2 separate regions of the Homo sapiens genome follow, and region 2 is linked to region 1. Evidence: chromatin loops called from intact Hi-C (ENCODE). Cell type or tissue: HCT116. All regions are shown on one strand. Links, peaks and the distances in the headings refer to the core of each region. The heading gives the core; the rest is flanking DNA. Region 1 overlaps LOC105378521 (a long non-coding RNA gene). Region 2 overlaps ATE1 (arginyltransferase 1).

Evidence for each region. A loop is a pair of places that touch in the nucleus more often than their neighbours do. Peaks named below come from ENCODE experiments on the same cell type or tissue, not always from the same donor. Only the 100,000 strongest peaks of a DNase experiment are listed, where the experiment ranks them.
Region 2: a loop joins it to region 1, with 4 times the contacts of the local background. A loop is called at or near these places in 3 of 110 quality-filtered maps.

The regions. Positions count from the first base shown.
Region 1 is chr10:121,065,465-121,075,670 of GRCh38, reverse strand. The region is part of intron 2 of LOC105378521 (a long non-coding RNA gene); the gene reads left to right. Among named protein-coding and RNA genes, the nearest start is that of LINC01153, 110 kb to the left of the region's middle. In HCT116, for the core only: a CTCF peak has its summit at 5,192 (motif pointing left); DNase peaks (open chromatin) are centred at 5,200 and 6,340.
Region 2 is chr10:121,730,269-121,740,474 of GRCh38, reverse strand. ATE1 (arginyltransferase 1) reads left to right here. Exons shown (of 12, transcript NM_001001976.3): 12 at 1-51. Among named protein-coding and RNA genes, the nearest start is that of FGFR2, 140 kb to the right of the region's middle. RefSeq lists an enhancer at 7,174-7,766. In HCT116, for the core only: a CTCF peak has its summit at 5,733 (motif pointing right); a DNase peak (open chromatin) is centred at 5,784.

The sequences.
Region 1 (10,206 bases), core at 1,344-9,343:
GAACAGAGGCGGGAAGGAGAGGAAAAAGAGAGCGCCGTCTCTTCACTCTACCGTAACCTTATTTAAGACAGGGATTATTGCCATCCGTTTCTATATTCCCACAGTGGCCAGAGCAATCCTAATAAAACACGAGTCAAACCGGGTTGCTCAGAGTGAAGGGTCCTGGTGATAAGCTACAAGGCCCTGACTGGGCTGGGCTGGCCCTGGCCCTGGGATGTTTCTCCTCTGCAGCTCTGGCCTCCCTGCTTCAGCCTCACTGGCCTCCTGCTGAGCAGAAGTTCTGCCTTCTCAGTGGAGACCATGCCACTCCCAAGGGTACACAAGTTGGCTCTTGAGGGCAAAAAGTATCTTACTTTTTAACATTTATAAAGCACAGATATACACACAGTAAATGAACGGATATATGATGTATCTACGGCTTTAAAATGTCATGAGGGGGCAATTAGCGAAAATAAAAACGTGTAAAAGAACTCCATAAGAGGGCAATAAGAAAAAGATTGAGAAACATTGCTTAGGAATGCCGGAAACCAACTGACCTCAGGGTCTTTGCACTCGCGGCATCCTTGCTTAGATGTCTCTTTCTTCGAATCCTTGCCTGGCTCACTCTCTCACCTCCTTCACTCCCATTTACAAATAGGATTCTTGGCTGGGCGTGATGGCTCATGCCTGTAATTCCAGCACTTTGGGAGGCCAAGACGGGCGGATCACCTGAGGTCAGGAGTTCGAGACCAGCCTGGCCAACATGGCAAAAACCCCATCTCTACTAAAAATACAAAAATTAGCCAGATGTCATGGCGCATGCCTGTAATCCCAGCTACTTCGGAAGCTGAGGCAGGAGAATCACTTGAACCTGGGAAGTGGAGGTTGCAGCAACCCAAGATCGTGCCACTGCACTCCAGCCTGGGAGACAGAGCATGACTCCATCTCAAACCAAACAAAAAACCCAAATAGCATTCTTTGGCAAGGCCTTCCCTGGTCACTGTGTCTGAATAGCAACCTTTCAGATTTCTTGCCCCTATTGTCTCTACTTCATTTTCATTCTTAGCTCTAAACCATCTGGCATACTATATGCTTTATGTATTTTTCTTGTTTATTGTCTTCTTACTGTTTATTTTCTGGAAGGAAAACTTTGTTTTGTTCACTGCTATATCTTTAGTACCTAGAATAGGCTCCAGTGCAGAGCAGGTGCTCAATAAATACCGGTTAGATGCATGCTGAGGATGAAGCCAACACGTAAGAGGTTCTTAGTGTGCCAGGGACCAGAAAGCCCCGGACAGTGATCATCTCCCATTCTTGGCAGGAGCTTCAACTTTCTCCTCAGCCATGATGTGCGGAAATGCTAGGAGCCATCTCAGCTAACCAAAGATCGGGGAGAGGAAGGCAATCAGTGCCTGAAATCATAACTGGACTACACAGCCCTGGACAACTGAGAATTAACTGAGTGTGTTCTGTAGGATGTGTGTGCTGTTCTAAATGCCCCGTGCCATGGGTCTGTTTTGGAAAAGGCAAGAAGGGGTCAGAGAGGGAAGGAGTTCTGGGGACCCCCCCTGCCCGAACTGTGCCCTCCTCTGCCATCCTCTTCCCCAAAGCCCCAGCAAAAGCTGCAGAACCAGGGACTAGGACAATAGGCAGGTGACACCACCATCCTGATGACAGAGGCCACACTGGCCAGTGTCCCCAAGAAACACATTGCTTTAAGCTTCATTTGCTTGTAGGCCAGTAGCTGTCACCAGGAGCTGCATGTTTTTCTTTTCACGTTGAACACAGACAGTAATTTCTGAGTGGCCTGGAAAACTTCATGGGGAGAGTTTTATCCAACTTTGTCATCACATTTTAGTGAGCAGCAGTCCCCTAGGCAGACCCTTTTTAGCTAATAAATTGTGAAACTCGATACCGGGTTCTTAATTGATTGAACGGCTACCTTATGACCATTCAGTAAAATTATATAAATTCATTTCTACAGTATTATAAATTACTTATTATCCTCACAACCTAAAAAGTCAAGATTCATTATTATGTTAGTCTTTTGTTATGTATTTTTTTTTTTTCATATTTTATAAGCACTTTTTTTTTTATTATACTTTAAGTTTTAGGGTACATGTGCACATTGTGCAGGTTAGTTACATATGTATACATGTGCCGTGCTGGTGCGCTGCACCCACATGCACACGTATGTTTATGTTAGTCTTATAAAGGAAGGAAGCCACACTCTCCAAAGAAAATTTTGGCCTGAGGTTGTCCAGTCAATGTATATGTGCCAACAACTTATTTAAAAATTACTTAGACCTTCTAAATCTTTATTTTGTTTCCTTTTCTTCTTTTGTAACAGAATTTTTTTAACCCTAAATGAACTTTCTAAAACTGCTCTTAAATCTCATGGGCCCAGGTTACTTTTCTTTTCTGTTTCTTTCTCTCCCTTTTCTTTTCTGTTTGCACTTTACCTTCTCTTCCCCTCCCTGTCTCTCCCATTCTTTCCTTCCTCCTTTCCTTTTGCCTCTTTGTTACATTTACTATTATTAATATAAAAATTAGGCTGGGCACAGTGGCTCATAACTGTAATCCCAGTGCTTTGAGAGGATGAGGCTAGAGGATCTCTCGAGTCCAGGAGTTCAAGACCAGCCTGGGCAACATAGTGAGACCCTATTGCTAAAATTTTTTTTTTTACAAAAATTAGCCCGGTGTAGTGGTGAGTCCCTATAATCCCAGCTACTCAGGAGATTGAAGCAAGAGGATCACTTGAGCCCAGGAAGTCAAAGCTGCACTGAACCAAGACTATGCCACTGCATTCCAGCCTGGGTGATAGAGTGAAACTCTGTCTCAAAATAAATAAATAAGGAAATAAAATAAAAATTTTATATTACAAGTTGACGGGTGTTCATCGTAAGAAATTTGAAAAGTAATGTCAAAAATTTTATCACTTAGTGAAAAAACTATATATATTTTAAGAAACATTTTAATTATAGACTTCTCAGTCCCTCCCTCATTTCTTTTTCTTTTAATTTTTAAAAAATGAGAAAATGAGACTGACATCAGACTGATTTTTTATAACCTCTTTTTTCTTCCACTTAATATATTGTGGACATTTTTCTGTATCTTTGAATATTTTTTCAAAACATGTTTTGAATGGATGCTTAGTGTTCCCTTATAGCAATGAGCTATAATTTATTAAACCAATTCTGCATCATTGAGTCTTAAGGCAATCCTCCCAGCTCTTTTTATTGCTATAAAGAGCTTAAGGGACATTCTCAAACAAAATAAATCTTTGTGCAAACTCTGGCTTTTTCTCAACAAATTCCTAGAGGTGGGGTTGCTGGGTCAGAAGGTAAGAATGCTTCTCACTCTTCTTAGATTTGTCTGTTCGTGGGAGTCAGATGTACCCCCGACCAACCCCCATGTAGTCAAGAGAAGTTTTCCATGTCTCTTCTTAGCTTTCACATTTGCTACTAACCTTGGCCCTCAAGATCCCCTCTCCTACTTCCTTGGGGAAGCCATGCCAGGGAGCAGCTGTATATCTGTAAATCCACGTTCCTGCTCATTGTGACCTAGGGGTAGCAGGCTCCACAATCCACCAGAAAACCCTAGCAAGGCCAAGTCCTGGCTGGAGTTGTCATGGTGACAGACAAGGACAGCAACACTTTATCCACATCCCACCCAAAATCTTCAGAATTCAGAAGACACTGGGGAAAATGCCTGCTTTATAAGCTGGGACAGTTTAATCCTATCCTAAGCAGTGGGGATCCTATATGAGCAAAGGTGACAGCCAGCAAAATGTCACATAGATCTTATAAAAATACCACTTCCATGTTTTCCTTTTCACTGCTTTGTCTTTTTTTTTTCTTCCCTCTCTTCTGCTTTCAATAAATACCAAATAATCTTAGATTTCCAAAAGTCAATCTAAGCATGCACCCAGGGGACTTACGACACAAGGGTATTAACAATGAGAACACACAACAAATGCAAAAGACCCTTTGAGACAATCAGGGAAATCTGATAATGGGTTAGGTACTGGAGGTTGGAGGATGCCCAAAACAAAAACAAACAGAACATACCCAACTCATTAAGGTATGATACTGGCTTTATGGTTATATGAGAATATGTCCATAATTTTCATGGATTATACCAAGGTATGTGCAGATGAAATGACATGATGCCTTGGATTTGCTTCCAAATAGTTTAACCAAGAAAAAGAGCAAAAAGATCAACAAGGCAGATGTGGCAGAATTTTAATAATATTGTACCCAGATGAGAGGTTCAAAAATCCTACTCTTCTGAGTGTGTTTAAAAGTTTTCGTAACAAAAAAATTTAATGAGAACAATGTCATGTGCTTTACGTACATACTTTCTAACAAAGCATTGAAATGGGTGTTATAGAAAAACATCAGAGCTCTTACATTTATTTCGTGACTTAACATTTTCTTCTGAGTTACATGTGGGGTTGCACCAGCATTGTTTCAGGGCTAAGGGTCCCTAAAGGGATTAACTGAGGCCTGGTGCCCTGTGTTCCATTCCTGAAGCTACAGCGGAGACTCCCCCTCCCTCAATACCAGTCAGCAGGGACAAAGACCAAGGAGACCCCTGCCCCTCCCATTCAGGGTGGGGCCAGCTCTCTCTGTTGGGTCTCAGCCTTAGCATTCCTTACACCTTCTATAATTTAACGCTCAAAAATATATTATTCACACAGAGAAGACTTTTACTGCAGTTTATACACAAGGGCCTGCGAAAGTCAACCTTCTTCCTCCAGCCCTCCCTTGTTCTTGGTTGCTAGGCATTCTGTTGCTTATGAGTACAATATTTACTTTTATTTATTTTATTTGCCTTTGTATTTGAAGAGGTTGGGCAGCACCCAGGATGCTGGGGTTGGGGATTTTCTAGGGGATAAAATGCTCTGTGAAGCAGTTTGTCTCTGTCTGCATCTTGGTGATAGATTATTCCCACACAAGGTCAAGACCCTGAGGTGGTGCTTGGGTCTCTGCTTGAAGCCGTAACTATGGGTTTCCCACAGGAGAGACAGGAGCAAGAGGCTTTAGAACACTGCACGGAAGAGCTGGCCGATCCACCACTCCTCAGTTATTCACACTAAGGGTTTGCTTTGCAAGATAGAGATTTGTAAAATAAATGCTCATACAAGACTCGAATGATAGCATAGATGTAAAATGCAGAAGTCCTGCTTATTGCCCATACCCAGAGCCCTCTAGTGGTAACTACCATGTGCAGTCTGGCATGTTTGACAGTCCCTGCCCTTGTAGAGCTACAGGTCCTCAGCTGTTATTCTATGGACCTGTGGGTGGGGGGCAGTGCATATACAAGATAGAGAAGCCCTGATTCCTACCCTTAGGCATCAAAAAGATCTCTAAGAAGTCTCTAAGGAAAGTGCTAAGGGATTGGTTAGATGCAAAGTTATAGGTTATCATCCTAGCAGTTTAAGAAGTAAATGGTCAGTGAGAACTGAAGTCTTGGGAAACTCCAGGTAACATTTGAGAAATACTCTGAATGACCCAGGAGGTTTACATGATAGAGAAGGAAAGCTTGCCTGCTCAGGGGAGGGGAAAGGAGAGCAGGACCGCAATTGCCATGGTTATAGATGTGCAGAAGACCTGAGACTTTAGGAATCTTCTGAATGCCAATGATACTAATCCACATTGACTCAGGCAAAAGGAGGATTTATTCATGTAATTGAAAAGTTCAAGGGATAAATTGAGTTCAGGCATGGTTTGATCCAGGAGCTCCTAGAATGTCAATAACTTTATCCCTCAGCACCTTCATTCTCCTTCGTGTTGACTTCATTCTTGGACCACATATGGCAGATCAAGATGTGGCCAGCAGCTCCAGGGTCCAACGCTCTTCAGGATAGAGGCTGTGGAAAAAAGAATACATCTCCTTCTGTCAGCTTATAAATAAGTCCCAGGATTTATTCTAGTAGGACAAACTTGGGTTATGTGCCAATCCCTGAAGCAATAACTGTCACCAGAGATTGGAATTATGTCAATTGGCCGGCCTGAGTCAGCTCAGAGAGAAGGGGAGTAGTTGTTATTCAAAGGAGCTTGGAGTTCTGTTCCCAGAAGAGGATGCGCTGGTGTCCCAAGGCCGCCTGCAGAGCATGGCCTCATGGGGACTCTAAACATAATGCGATCTTGCATGCTCTACTTGTAAGAGCCTGTTCAGAAAGGAGCAAAAGCCTACAATAAAGAGGTTCAGTTGAGCAAAGGCTCTTCAACAAACCCGGAGGAGCCTATTGTGCTCCAAGAGTTCCAGGCCAGGATGGTGACTTAGGAGGGCCACACCTACTTCAGCCAGTGCTCCCAGAGCCTGCCGAGGAGAAGCTGGTTGCCTTGTGCACAAATTCAAGCCTGGGGCTTGAGATGACTCAATTGTTCATGCTCTGGAGATGATTAGTCATCCAGAGACACAGGATGTAGAAACCCAGAAAAGTGGTTATTAGAGTTTCTGCCTGGTGTCTGGGTGGGCCGGGAAGTGAAACTGGGGTCCTTGCCATTTGCCATGGCTGAGGCAGCCACAATCTGAGCAGTGGAGGACACAGAGAAAGAAGATGACATGCCTTGGAGGTCCCGAGACCCAAGGCCCAGCAAAGAGGCTGAGGCCCAGCAAAGAAGGAGGCAGCGCCTTCAGGGGCCGCTATGGGGCACATCCAGGAGTGGTCTGGGGGCCACAAGTCCTAGTCCTGGGTGATCCTGTCAGCTGCCAGCCTCCCTCATGGGAACTCCTTTAGTCCAGCAGGGACACGGGAGGAGAAGGGGATCAGGGAGGCTCATCCTCACTGCAGCTTCAATCTCCTGAAACACTGAAATCTCCTGAAACATCTTCAAATCTCCTGAAACACTGAAGCATTTTCATTCCTTTCGTTTTTCTGCTCTTCCCCATGGGCCAATTCCTGTATTCCACTGGAATTGAACAATGTGGAAATAAGAAGATAATGGAGGGAGACTTGCAATTAGTGGGGATAAAGGAAGAAGAACTAAAGGACTTGGAAGATAACCAGTTGCAGGCTTGAGAGGGACCTGTTTCCTCATCGGGTGATAAAAGGAATGTGTTGATTTTAACTGACATGGAGAAGGAAACAGAGCAAGCAGCGCAGGACTTCACTGGGGAACCGGGTGGGCAGGGGAGTTCACCTTTTGAGCAGTAATACTCTTCACTTTATTTAAACCACTTTTTTTTTTTTTTTTTTTTTTTTTTTTTGAGACGGAGTCCCGCTCTTTAGCCCAGGCCGGATTGCAGTGGCACAATCTCGGCTCACTGCAAGCTCCGCCTCCCAGGTTCACGCCATTCTCCTGCCTCAACCTCCTGAGTAGCTGGGACTACAGGCACCCGCCACCGCGCCCGGCTAATTTTTTGTATTTTTAGTAGAGACGGGGTTTCACCGTGTTAGCCAAGATGGTCTCAATCTCCTGACCTTGTGATCCGCCCGCCTCGGCCTCCCAAAGTGCTGGGATTACAGGCGTGAGCCACCGCGCCCAGCCTTAAACCACTTTTTAAACTTTTACTAGTTATTATAAGTAATATTTAAACCACTTTGGACAGAAATATTTCAAAGTGTTTTATATAGTGCTGTGCCTCCTGAAACTTGGGATATCACAGAATTTTTAGTCTTTGAGTTGTCACTGTGAGCATCAGATATGACAATACCTTCTTGAATGTACAAAACGAGACATTCAGACAGCTCTAAGCTGGAATTGAATGATATGGAAATAAGATAATGGAGGGGGACATAATTATGCCCTAAGCTGGGCATAATTTTTGTTTTTTAAAGAAACAGGGAACACTCAGAAAGTAGGAATAGGAGGGAACTTCCTCAACCTGAGAAAGGGTGCTGTGGTCTGAATGTGTCCCCCCGAAATTCATATGTTGAAATCCTAACCTGCAAGGGGATGGTGTTAGAAGGTGGACATTTGGGGGATGATTAGGCTGTGAGGGTGAAGCCCTCATGAATGGGATTAGTGCCCTTATGGAAGAGGCTCGAGAGATCTCCCTTACTCATTTCACCATGTGAGGACACAGAGAAAAGATCAATCAGAAGGTTGGCCCTCACCAGACACTGAATCCGCCAGCACCTTGATCTTGGACCTCCCAGTTTCCAGAATTGTGAAAAATACATGTCTATTGTTCATAAGCCACCCCGTTTATTATATTTTGTTACAGCAGCCTGAATGAACTAACACAAAGGGTATCTATAATAAGCCCATAGCCAAAAAGAGGTAAAAGACTGAATGCTTTCCCCCTAAAAATCAGGTACAAGAAAAAAATGTTCATTTTTGGCACTTCTAATCAATATTGCACTGGAGGTTTTAGCCAGGAAAATTAGCCAGGAAAAAGAAATAAAAATCATCCTGACTAGAAATGAAGACACAAAACTACTTCCATTTGCAGATGACATAATATTGTAGACTGTATAATCTTGTAGAAAATCCTAAGGAATCCACTAAAATATATTAGAACTACTAAATCAGTTCAGCAAGGTTGCAGAACACAAGATAAGTATATAAAATCAATTATATTTCTATACAATAGCAAAGAATGATCTGAAAATGAAATTGAGAAAACAATTCCATTTACAATAGTATAAAAAAGAATAAAATGCTTGGGAATCGATTTAAACAAAGTCGTATAAGATATACACACTGAAAACTATAAAACATTGTTGAAGAATTTCAAAAGATTAAATATAAAGAATTTATGAATTGGAAGACTTAATAGTGTTAAGATGGCAATACTTCCCCAAATGGTCTATGAATTCAATATTCAATACAAGTTCTATCAAAACTCCAGCTGCCTTTGTATATGTATGTGCATGTGTAAATTGACAAGTGATTCCAAAGTATTTATGGAAATTCAAAGGACCCAGAATAGCCAAAACAATCTTGAAAAATAAAAAGAATAAAGTTGGAGGATTCATGCAAAGATTTCAAAAACTACTATAAAACTACAGTAACCAAGACTGTGTGGTACTGGCATAAAGATAGACATATAGATTAATGGAACAGAATTGTGAGTCCAATAATACACCCATATATCTGTAGTCAATTGATTTTCAAGAAAAGTGCCAAGACCATTCAATGGGGGAAAGAACAGTCTTTTCAACAAATTATACTGAAACAACTATATATTCACATGCAAACAAATGAAGTTGGATCCCTGCCCCACACAGTATACAAAAATTAATTTAAAATAGATCATAGACCTAAATATAGAACTAAAACAACAAATCTTTTAGAAGGAAATATGTGTAAATCTTGATGACTTTAGGTTAGGCAATGACTTCTTAGATATGACACCTAAAGCACAAGGAACAAAAAATATCCAGATAATCAAATTTAATCAAAATTTAAAACGTTTGTGCTTCAAAGTATGCTATTACGAAAGTAAAAAGACAACCCACCCAATGGGAGAAAATATTTGCCAATCATATATCTGATAAGGAAATTATATCCAGAATATATAAAGAACTCTTACAACTCAACAACAAAAAGACAGACAAACCAATTTAAAAATAGGCAAACGGTCTGAATAGACATTTCTCTGATGAAGATATTCAAATAAATGATTAACACATGAAAGGATATTCAACATCATTGGTCATTAGGGAAGTGCAAGTCAAAACCACAATGAAATATCACTTCACACCCATTAGAATAGCTATAATCAAAAAGGCAGACAGTAACAAGTATTGACAAAGATGTGGAGGAACTGGACAACTCATAGATTGCTGGTGGGAATGTAATAGGGTGTCATGATCTTGGAAAGTTGTCTGGCAATTCCTTAAAAAGTTAAACATAGAGTTACCATATGATCCAGCAATTTTATGCCAGGTACAGTATGCCCATGATAGTTGAAAATATATGTCCATATGAAAATTCATACATGTCAATATTATATATAATAGCCCAAAAGTCTATCAGCTGATGAATGGATAAAGCATGGTATATCCATACAATGGAATAGTAGCCTTAACAAGGAATGAAGTACTGATACTGATAAACATGGATGAACCTTAAAAACTTTATGCTAACTGAAAGAAGCCAGACCCAAAGGCCACATATTGTATGATTCCATTTACATAAAATGTCTAGAATGGGTTAGTCTATAGAGACAGGAAGTAGATTAATGATTGCCTAGGGATGAGGGCTGTGGTAACATGGGGAGTGACTACCAATGCACATGAGCTTTCTTTTTAGGGTGATGAAAATGTTC
Region 2 (10,206 bases), core at 1,373-9,372, 660 kb before region 1:
AAGCTATTTGATAAAGCCTGAATGGAAAAAATAAAGCTGTTTCTATCTGCAGTGGCTCTTGGTGGTCATTACTTAAAAGACATATGTTTTCATCTTTAAATTCCTGAACACATTTCACCTGCTGTGAATATGTAGAAAACAGAGGTAAAACATTGGCTATATGAGTCATAAAATTTAATTTTCACTAAATGGAGTTCCAGACCATGTGGTTATCTAAATCAAAGTACGGTGGATTCCTTTCTCAGAGAGTAAAGTAAATCCCATTTTAAGCCAGAAGTCTGGATTTTCACAAGATAAATTAGGGAATAGACTTTTATAACCCAAAGGGATTCAAAATAGGACTTTATCAAATTCAAATATAATTTATCTTAGAACGTTTACAGAGAAATTTTAAAAAATATAAAGTGTGCTTTAATTGTTCATAATAGTCTGTGGTATATTTATGCAATACATTTACTAGTGTTTTATCTCTTTACAGTAAAGAGGGTCCTGGTAGGTTGGTGATAAAATGAATCCTATTTCCAAGTGATTTAAATATTAGTTACAATTCCCACTGTCATTTTTTTCCTCCAGAATGGACTTAGCCTTTTCTTAGTTGAAATGGACAGTGTTCATCAGGAAACATTTAGACAATATAGAAAAGAATACTGAAGAAAAGTAAAAACAATTTTAATCCCATCGGCAACAACTCCTGACTACCTTTCACGTTTCAGTGTAGACTAAGAATTAAAGTTGCTGTAGACGTTTTGTTTCCCAAGTTTTTATTAGAGCTTCCAAATAGCTTGCATGCATATAGAGAGCGTGGTTTCCTCATCACATCTCTTCATCTGCAATATGAAGAAGCAATTCTAAATTAAAAGTGCTGTTTTTAAAAGTTAGTATAGCAGCTCTTACATGGCATTTGTAATACCACTCGAAATGGAGCATTTCAGCCATCTTAGGGGCATTCTTGTCTGGCATGTATAAAGCAGACTGTTAGTGACTAGCACAAGTATTTTTGTTTCTTTGATCATTAAAGTTTGATTAAATGCAATATGTTTAAAAAGTGGTTTTAAAGATTTATTTATTTTGATGTTACAGGCTAGAGTCATTATAAGAAAAAGGTCCTTTGGGAGGCCAAGGCAGGAGGATTGCTTGAGGCTGGGAGTTCCAGACAAGCCTGGGCAACATAGTGAGACCCCATCTCTACAAAAACAAAATTAGCCAGGCGTGTTGTGTGCCTGTAGTCCTAGCTACCTGGGAGGCTGAAACAAGGATCGCTTGAGTTCAGTTCACAGCTTCAGTGAGCTATGATCACACCACTGCTATACAGCTTGGGTGACAGAGCGAGTCCTTGTCTCTCAAAAATTGTGCGTGTGTGTGTGTGTTTACACGTGTATGTATTTATATATATAAATGTACTCCCAACATATTATTCAATTGTGATTTTGAATGAAATTTTCTTCTGAACCTTAATTTTCCATGCTTGTCAGTCTGTGCCAGGGTCTTAAAATTATTTAACATAAGGTTTTTAAAATTTTAATTAATGTTAAATGAAAACTCATGAATACTTCATGAAATCCAATTCATCACACTTTGTTAGTTCAGTATTCAGTGAATCTGAATAGCATCTCTCAACTATTGGAGCTTTTTGATCGTGAAACAAGAAAAACAGCATTTTAGGTTTGTGAATTCAGAGCTTAAGGCTTTTAGCTCAGTCGTATGTCAACAGTTCTACATATTTGTCCAGAATATTTTAAAATATCGAGAGGTGGCCAGACTGTACTTCGGAAGTTAACTGTTGCTGATGTGAGTTACTTTACTGACCTTTAAGGCAAATACTGTACACACATATGTACATACAGCAAGAGAGCATGTACGCAGTGAAATCTCCCTAGTAATGGTAGGATGTCTCAGTTTTGATTCACGGAATCAACTTGATAAAGGGTTTGGATTTATGATTATGGTAGGAATGACACAAACTGCTAAGGCTGCCCTGTACAATAAGGTAGCTTTAGCCACATATGTCTAATTCAATTAAAATTTAAATTCGGGCCGGGTGTGATGGCTCACGCCTGTAATCCCAGCACTTTGGGAGGCTGAGGCGGGCGAATCACGAGGTCAGGAGTTCAAGACCATCCTAGCCAACATGGAGAAACCCCGTCTCTACTAAAAATACAAAAACAATTAGATGGGCATGGTGGTGGGCGCCTGTAATCCCAGCTATTCGGGAGGCTGAGGCAGGAGAATCTCTTGAACCAGGGAGGCGGAGGTTGCAGTGAGCTGAGATCGCGCCACTGCACTCCAGCCTGGGCGACAGTGTGAGACTCCGTCTCAAAAAAATAAAATAAAATAAAATGTGTCATGCTTTGGTACTTTCTTAGGTTTCTATGTGGTAAAACACTGTGGTACTATGACAGGGGAACATTTGTTTGTGGGCAACTTCCTTTGACACTTTGCGGTTTCTCATATGTAATTCCCATTGTGCAATCTAGTCCCACGTTTGATTTAAGTGCAGCTATGCCTATGTGCGTTTGTAGCATCTCATTACTATATCAGTTTCCTAAGATAACTGTTCCATTTAGATTTACAGTTAAGCTATGTACAGAGATGCTGCTTCCTTAAAGAACAATTTGAATGACTGAAAGATTAATTCAGAAATATTTACACAGGATTCCTGTTCTTTTATTTCCACTTTCAAATATTGCATCTTAAATTTTCTTCCAGGTTTCTAGTTTTCTAGTTGCATATTTATTTTATCCAAATAAAAAACTTTATCAATAACAATCTCTGAATCTATAGCAATCAAAGGATGTTCATGCATCTTACAAAAGAAGTCTACTCAAAAATCTTCAGTGACCTAACTCTGCAAAAGAAAGGTGGGAGAAAATAAATACTCATCATAACATCTCCCTTATACTGGTTAACATACAGCTGGTGGATAGTACACATGATTAAATCAGCCCAGAAGAAAGATTGGAAAGATTTATGGCTCTGCCTTTTGGAGATGTTTTATTCCTTTATTGCATTTTTTAGGGCAATTTTGATTACTAGGGTTTTTTCCCAGCCTACTTCTAACCCAAGCTGCGTGTCAATGTCTCAATCCATAGATCATATGGAATTTCAGTGGAGGCATTTCATTTAGATATGGGGAGGTTGGTCTGGACTTGCTTCACCAAAAATTGGTTGCTGATCCCCTTGGGCAGAGCTTGTGGGGGTGGGAGATTGGAAGGGGCCCCTGCTGACGGGCAGTGGCCATGGGAGTTCTGTGCAAGAATGAAGGGCAGCGCCTGCAGAAAGTACGAATGACTACTTCCAGTCTTCCTGGTTTCTGCCTGTTCTTGAGCCACGTTGCAATTCTATTTGTTATTTTACTAACAAAGCCAGGAAAATAATCAGTGTGTGGCCAGCAGTATGCAATTAATGCTTCTGCATCTACAGCAGCTGGTGATTATGCTTGAAGTATTTAATATTTCTGATAAAGTCACTAATTATTCTGTTGGGAAAGTTTGGAACTAAAGGAGCGAAGTTTAAAGGGAAAATCTGGAGACTAGTTTGGCCTTATTCTAATGAGTGTTATTCATTTCTCTTACCCATTTATTGCCTTTGTAAAGATACGGAAACTGTTATATGTCAGCATTATCGGTGTGTGATGAATTGTAGACCTCACTTATCTGTAGGCTGCTTATCTGGCCACTTCACCATCTGGAACATAGAAAAGGCAGAAAGGAAGGAAACACAATCACCGCTTAGCAGCTAGAATGGGCTGGAATTCATGCACCAAATCTCCTGCCTTATTCCTGGGAGCGCCATTAGGGCTATGTGGTATAGGAGAAAGAGCATGGGGCTTTGTGGAGATGTTTCTCTGAAGAAATTTTTGGCACCAAAGTAAAAGGAAAAAGTGAACTGGAAACAACGTGCTAATGGAAGGTTGCACATTTTACCCTGACCAGCTCTCCCTGTGCATGGCCGACAGCATTCCACCCGTGCCCTGTGGACAACCGTGGGTAGGGAGCGCTGACATCAGACCGGGAGCAACCTTCTGGCCACATTCCCCCAGCAAGCACCCGCATCCTTTTATTCACCTACTTAGTAAGTTAAAAGAAAAAGAAAAAATGTTTTGGAGAATCTGGACTTGGAAGGCAAACCAGACTAAGTTCAAGTCCTAGGAGCGCTATGAAGTGTGTGACGTTAGTGCCAGAAGGAAGTTCAGCAAACTTCAGCTTCCTCATCAGGAGTGGTGAACTGGGCAACCTGCTGCCCAGCTGATAGGAGTTGATGAGATTTGCAGGTGTAGACAGCTCAGCACGCAGCCTCGCTGCTGTTCTTCAGCCCGTTATATCTTGATCAAAGCAGGTATCAACCAAAAAAGAAAGGTCACAAGATTCAAGTTTTAACAAACATTACAGAAAAAAGGTGGAGTAAACTCTACTTAGCTAAGGTTATCTAAACAACAGGGTAGTTTCAGGCCAGTCGGAGAGTTGACTTTGGTAATGACAATGTTGAATTGTCCAGGAAATGGTTAAAATACATTTCCTATACTCTATTATAAGCAAATGTATAATGCAATGGAAATATTTCATAGTTAAAGCAATCAAAAGGTTCTCTTACAGGATAAATTACAGTTATCTGCAAAATTCACGATATCGGAACAGGCCTTCAAGACCGTGGAATTGAATCCATTTTAAATACCTGCTCACAAAGAAGACCCTAATGTCAGAAGGCTAAAAAGATGCTAATGGCTGCTGCTCTCTAATCGAATGTGGATAAACAATTATTCATAGGAACCCATTATTCATATTCATGAACAATTATTCATATTCACGGGAGCCTCACTCCAGTGGGGCCACCATTCAAGTTTTCCTTGGTATAATGGAGAAATAAAACGGGCTTGAGACCTGGGTACAATTATGCACATTTTTGTTTGTTTTGTTTGAGACAAAACTAAACGGGCTATCTGGAAAACCAGCAACATTTCACGGGCTCCGCTGATTGTCTCGCTCAGCACGCTGCCGCACGCAGTTACAGTTTAACTGATAATGACTAGACTGTTTTCATCTTGCCCCCAACTGCTCCGGCTTTTCTGCCTCCTTCTGCATCATTCTTCTGCATACAGGCGAATTCTGGAGGAGGCATCGCATCTTAAAATTGGCTTTTCACAGAGCCGCACAGGTTAGAGGAAGAGCAGCCTCAAATCAGGACATCGAAAGCACATTTTTTGGACTGGAAAAGTGGTGACGTTGGGTCCCGTGGGATGCTGCCTCAGTGGGAGCGAGAGTGGGCTGGAAGACAGTATTTGGAAATAGATCTGCAGCATTTTCCAAAAACAGGTGTTTATATAGTTAAACGTTGTTTTCTGAAGCCTCGTTAAAAGTGAATTCTGTTGTGTCCGTGGCTGTGTATCCAGCCCCTGGGTCTTCAAGCCTGGGCACGGGGAAGCCAGGGGGATGTTTTCCTGACACTGTCAGAATTGCTCTGCTCCCCATCCTGTTCCAACAGCTGCTCCGAGAGCCCCGATGGAAGCAGTTAGAATCTCAGCGGCGACTCTGCTGTCCACCTGGGCAGAGCCACTGGCTCGGATCTAGTGGAGGAGACACTGGCTGTGGCCCAACCTTGACCGAGAGAGAGCTGGCGCGGGAGGGGAGCGAGCCCTCTGCACTTCTCCCTTATTTTTAAGGGTGTTGCGTGCTCAGTTGACCCTTGGGTACAAAGTGGAGAGAAACTGGTCCCCTTTGCTCTTTCTGCCCTTTCAGTGACTTTTCCCCAAAAGCCACCAGGGGGCAGAAGAAGCCGCTTTGCTTTTTTTTTTTTTTTTTTAAACTTCTTAGCATTGGTCCATTGGGCCAATGTTTTTGATAGAAAACATTTTGACATAATTATATTTATAGCAAATAAATGTATGAATTCTATTTCCCATTTCCCACATCTTTGATTTTTTTCCAGATTTGGGTTGCCTTTGAATGAATTCTTCTGTAGCTAACTAAGGCAATTGTGAGGGGAGGTCTTCATTGAAGCAGGAATTTCTGCCAATGCATGATCTAGTTATGGGATCCCGTGTCTGATGCATCCCAGTCTCCCACGTTATTCTCTATCTTTCCAGACTTACTGGGCTGGGGCAGCCCTGGTTGTGTTTTATTTGGATTATTGCAGCAGGCTTTCAACCAGCGGCCATCCCAATCCTGTTATGCAGACGCCACCAGGCTCACCTGCCCAATGCAGCAGCCAGCAGATCTGTCTCTCCCCGGCCTAACCTCAGCCAGCTCCTCAGCCTGCCCATTGAAAGCTAAACTAGCCCACCTGGCAAGCCCAGACTTTCCTGCCAACCTTTCCCCTATATCCTCCTTCTATACACTGCTGTCTCAGGTCTTTCTTTCCTATTTCTTGATCTTCGCCAGGTCTGTTTCCTCCCCAGTCATGCTCCCTCCCCTTTAAGTGTGACCTAACCTTCTGGGTCCCTATCAGATGTCACCTCCTAACTAGCACCTTGTGTATAATATCAGGATCCCTGCCGGGCACGGTGGCTCACATCTGTCATCCCAGCACTTTGGGAGGCTGAGGTGGGTGGATCACCTGAGGTCGGGAGTTCGAGACCAGCCTGACCAGCATGGAGAAACCCTGTCTCTACTAAAAATACAAAATTAGCTGGGCGTGGTGGCAGGTGCCTGTAATCCCAGCTACTCAGAAGGCTGAGGCAGGAGAAACACTTGAACCTGGGAGGTGGAGGTTGTGGTGAGCCGAGATTGCGCCATTGCACTCCAGCCTGGGCAACAAGAGTGAAACTCTGTCTAATATATATATATATATATATATAATTTCCTACCATTGCATTTCTTTCATAAGGTTCTAGAAAACCAACCACGCAACTGGGGTCATAGGAATGGTGTGTGTTGGTCTCAGTTAAGGGAGCCAAAGAAAGGCCGGACTCGTTGGAGAAACCTGCTAGAGAAAACACCATGTGTTGTGTGGAGGCTGAATCCCAGCAACCGGGACCTCAGGCAGGGCCTGCTCCTGGAGCTGCTCGGGACTCCCTGGAAATATCTAGGAAGCTTTCCCAAGGAGCGAGTCCTAACTAGACCATATCAAGCTTTGCAGGCTCCGAACGCATTAAGAACAACAGAAACACTCGTGCAGAAGAGTGGTAAACGTGAGGTATAGAAGTGAGTTTTCCTTTGTAACCCTAGGAAAATACCAGTCTGTCTGCTTTTGAATGTGCAGCTACTAAAGATAATCTCTAAGAAATGCACCCTTTGTTCTGCCTGCTCTTTTGTTTCCTTGAAACAGACAGGTGGAAGTGAGAGGAATAGGTGCTTGGGGAGTGTTCCCAGAGGTGAAGGTGGTGCTTGCGTGGATGTCTGTGCCTAGGCAGGCACCTTCGCGGTCACCTGCTGCCAAATGAGCAGCAAGAGACAGGAGCAAATAAAGGAGCTCGTGCACAGCGGGGGGTTGACGTGCCTCCCAGCAGGAGAAGCACATGTGAGGGGAATTGTCTTGGGACACTTGGCTGTTGGTAGAACAGCTGCTTTGCATAATGAATTCCTGGCCTAATGGGTATGTAGATCCCAGCACTTGAGGCAGGACTGTTTTTGGTTTAGTGCTCACACACCAGAAAATAGAATGCGCCAATATGAATTGAAAATTCTTAAAAGGGATCAGTGTAATCCCTATTTAATTTGGACTTTTCCTCGTAAATTCATTTCGCAAATGGTAGGACATTCTACTAACCGACACAAAGGCGTTTTTCTACATGCTGAACACACTTCACCCTGGGAATAGTCCACTTGCCCCTAATTGAGATCCTAAAGGAGGGAAAAGCCTTGCAAATAAATCTCTGCAAGTGCAGAAAAGAGCTCTCGATGCCATCCAAGTGGCATGTGGAATAAAAGTTCCCTTCCCTTCAGGGTTTCACATGGCCACAGATCCTTGAAAATGTTCAGGAGGGTGAAGTGAGGCTGAACATCATTAGGAAGATATCACTGCTATTTTGCTTTACTCACTCTTAATTTCTGTTAACTCTTCCTAAATTTTATGAGACTGATGCTTTTCCTTGAAGCTCATAAGGCATTTAAGTGCAGGCCCAAATGCATGAGTCGTGCTGTTCCTCTCATTTGAATTGGGACTTGCATATGGAGATGAGTGCACAATGACGTTTGCAGAGAATTACCATATCACCCGATGGCAGAACATGCCCATTCCAATGGGCAGGCAAGGAGGGTGGTGCCAGGGTATGCTGTGGGCACACAGACCTAATACTAACCCCACACATCTTGGGTCACAGATTAACCACTCTCATAGAGGCCTGGGGCTCTCAACCTGCTTGCTGTTTGAAAGCTCTGTGCAAAACCCAAGTCACACCTATATGCTCCATGCATTCATTCCTTAACTGATACCTTCATCCACAGCTATCTGAGCACCTACTCTATGCTAAGTATTATACTTGTCGCTGAGGTTGGTATGGTTTGGCTCTGTGTCCCCACCCAAATCTCATGTTGAATTGTAATCCCCACATGTGAGGGGAGGGTCCTGGTGGGAGGTGATTGGATCATGGGGACAGTTTCCCCCTTGCTGTTCTTATGAAACTGAATGAATTCTCACGAGATCTGATGGTTCAAAAGTATGGCACCTCCCCCTTCAAGTGCTCTCTCTCCTGCTCCGCTGTGGTAAGATGCGCTTGCTTTCCCTTCTGCCGTGATTGTAAGTTTCCTGAGGCCTCCCAGCCATGCTTCCTGTTAAGACTGCAGAACTGTGAGTCAATTAAACCTCTTTTCTTTATAAATTATCCAATCTCAGGTAGTTCTTTATAGCAATGTGAGAATAGACTAATATAGATGTGAACAAGACAGATTGGAATTGCATTCTAGGGAGAGAGGGAATTTACAAGTAAAAGAATAAATAAAAAAAGGATGTTTGATTGTGCTCAGTGGTACAAAAGCCCATTTTGGACAAGGTGGTCAGGAAAGGGCTTTTTGAAGCAGTGCCAGTAAATGTGTGTTGATGGAATGAAACCATGAATACAGGAACATACAGCACTACTGGGGATTCAGAGGTGGGAGCATCATGCTCTTTGCTCTTCAGGAGTTCAGAGTCTCAGAGGATTGACTCAAAACCATGAGCTGGAATGAGAAGGGATCTAAGAGTTCAGATTAATCCTATGGATGTTCTTAGGAAGAAGGGCTGGTCTCTAATTGAAGGCAAAGAGGTCTCCTGAGACAGCTGATCTTTGACCTCAGGTCAATTTTAGGAAAGAAAGAGGCCTAGAGTGTTCCCGGCAGAGGAATATAGCCCTGCGCAGAGATAAAAAGACAGGGCATGTGTTGGGAACAGCATGAGGTTTAATTTGGCTGAAATATAGAGAACTTGAAAGAAGGTCATGGGTGCTGCGGCTGAACTGGCCAAATGGGGCATCTTGCTGAAGGTCTGCTTGTGTGGCTGGCATGCTATTGTCTGCAAACAGCTTTCTGTCTGGCAACCCCAGACATAACATTAAATACTGGTGGCAAGTTACCATGGCTGGAAGGATGGATGGTCTGAGGAGTCTCCACCATTTCCCTGCCACAGGGGAGAGGGAGCCACATACTCACCTCTCAGGATAGATGTGGAGCCCGCTGGAAACACAATCGACCAGCCCGGATGGTTTTTCACAACCCGCGAAGTTGGTCTGCTGCTTTCCCCAGAGGTCTAGGGTGGAATGTCCACAAATCCTAAGCCTTTCCCATGGGGAGAATCCAGTCTGAGGGGGAGGCCTGGCAGAAATGCAGAGGGTCCCACCAGAACAAGCCTCAGGACAGGTGCCATGAAGACAGCTCTGTGGACTCTGAGGGGTCAGATGAGGGGCTACATGGAGACCAGCACGGACCAAGAAATCATGGTTAAAAAAAAAAAATCAGTGAGGAAAGCATTTAAAACATGTTGCTGGTCGAGTGTGGTGGCTCACGCCTGTAATCCCAGCACTTTGGGAGGCTGAGGCAAGAGGATCACTTGAGCTCAAGAGTTCGAGACCAGCCTGGGTTAACAGCGAGACCTCGTCTCTACTACAAATAAAACCAATTTTTGAAAAATCAGCTGGGTGTGGTAATGCCTGCACCTGTAGTCCCGCTACTCAGGAGGCTGAGGCAGGAGGATTGCTTGAGCTTGGGAGATGGAGGCTAGGGTGAGCTGTGATTGCCTCACTGCACTCAACCTGTGTGACAGAGCGAGACCTTTCTCAAAATACACACACACACACACACA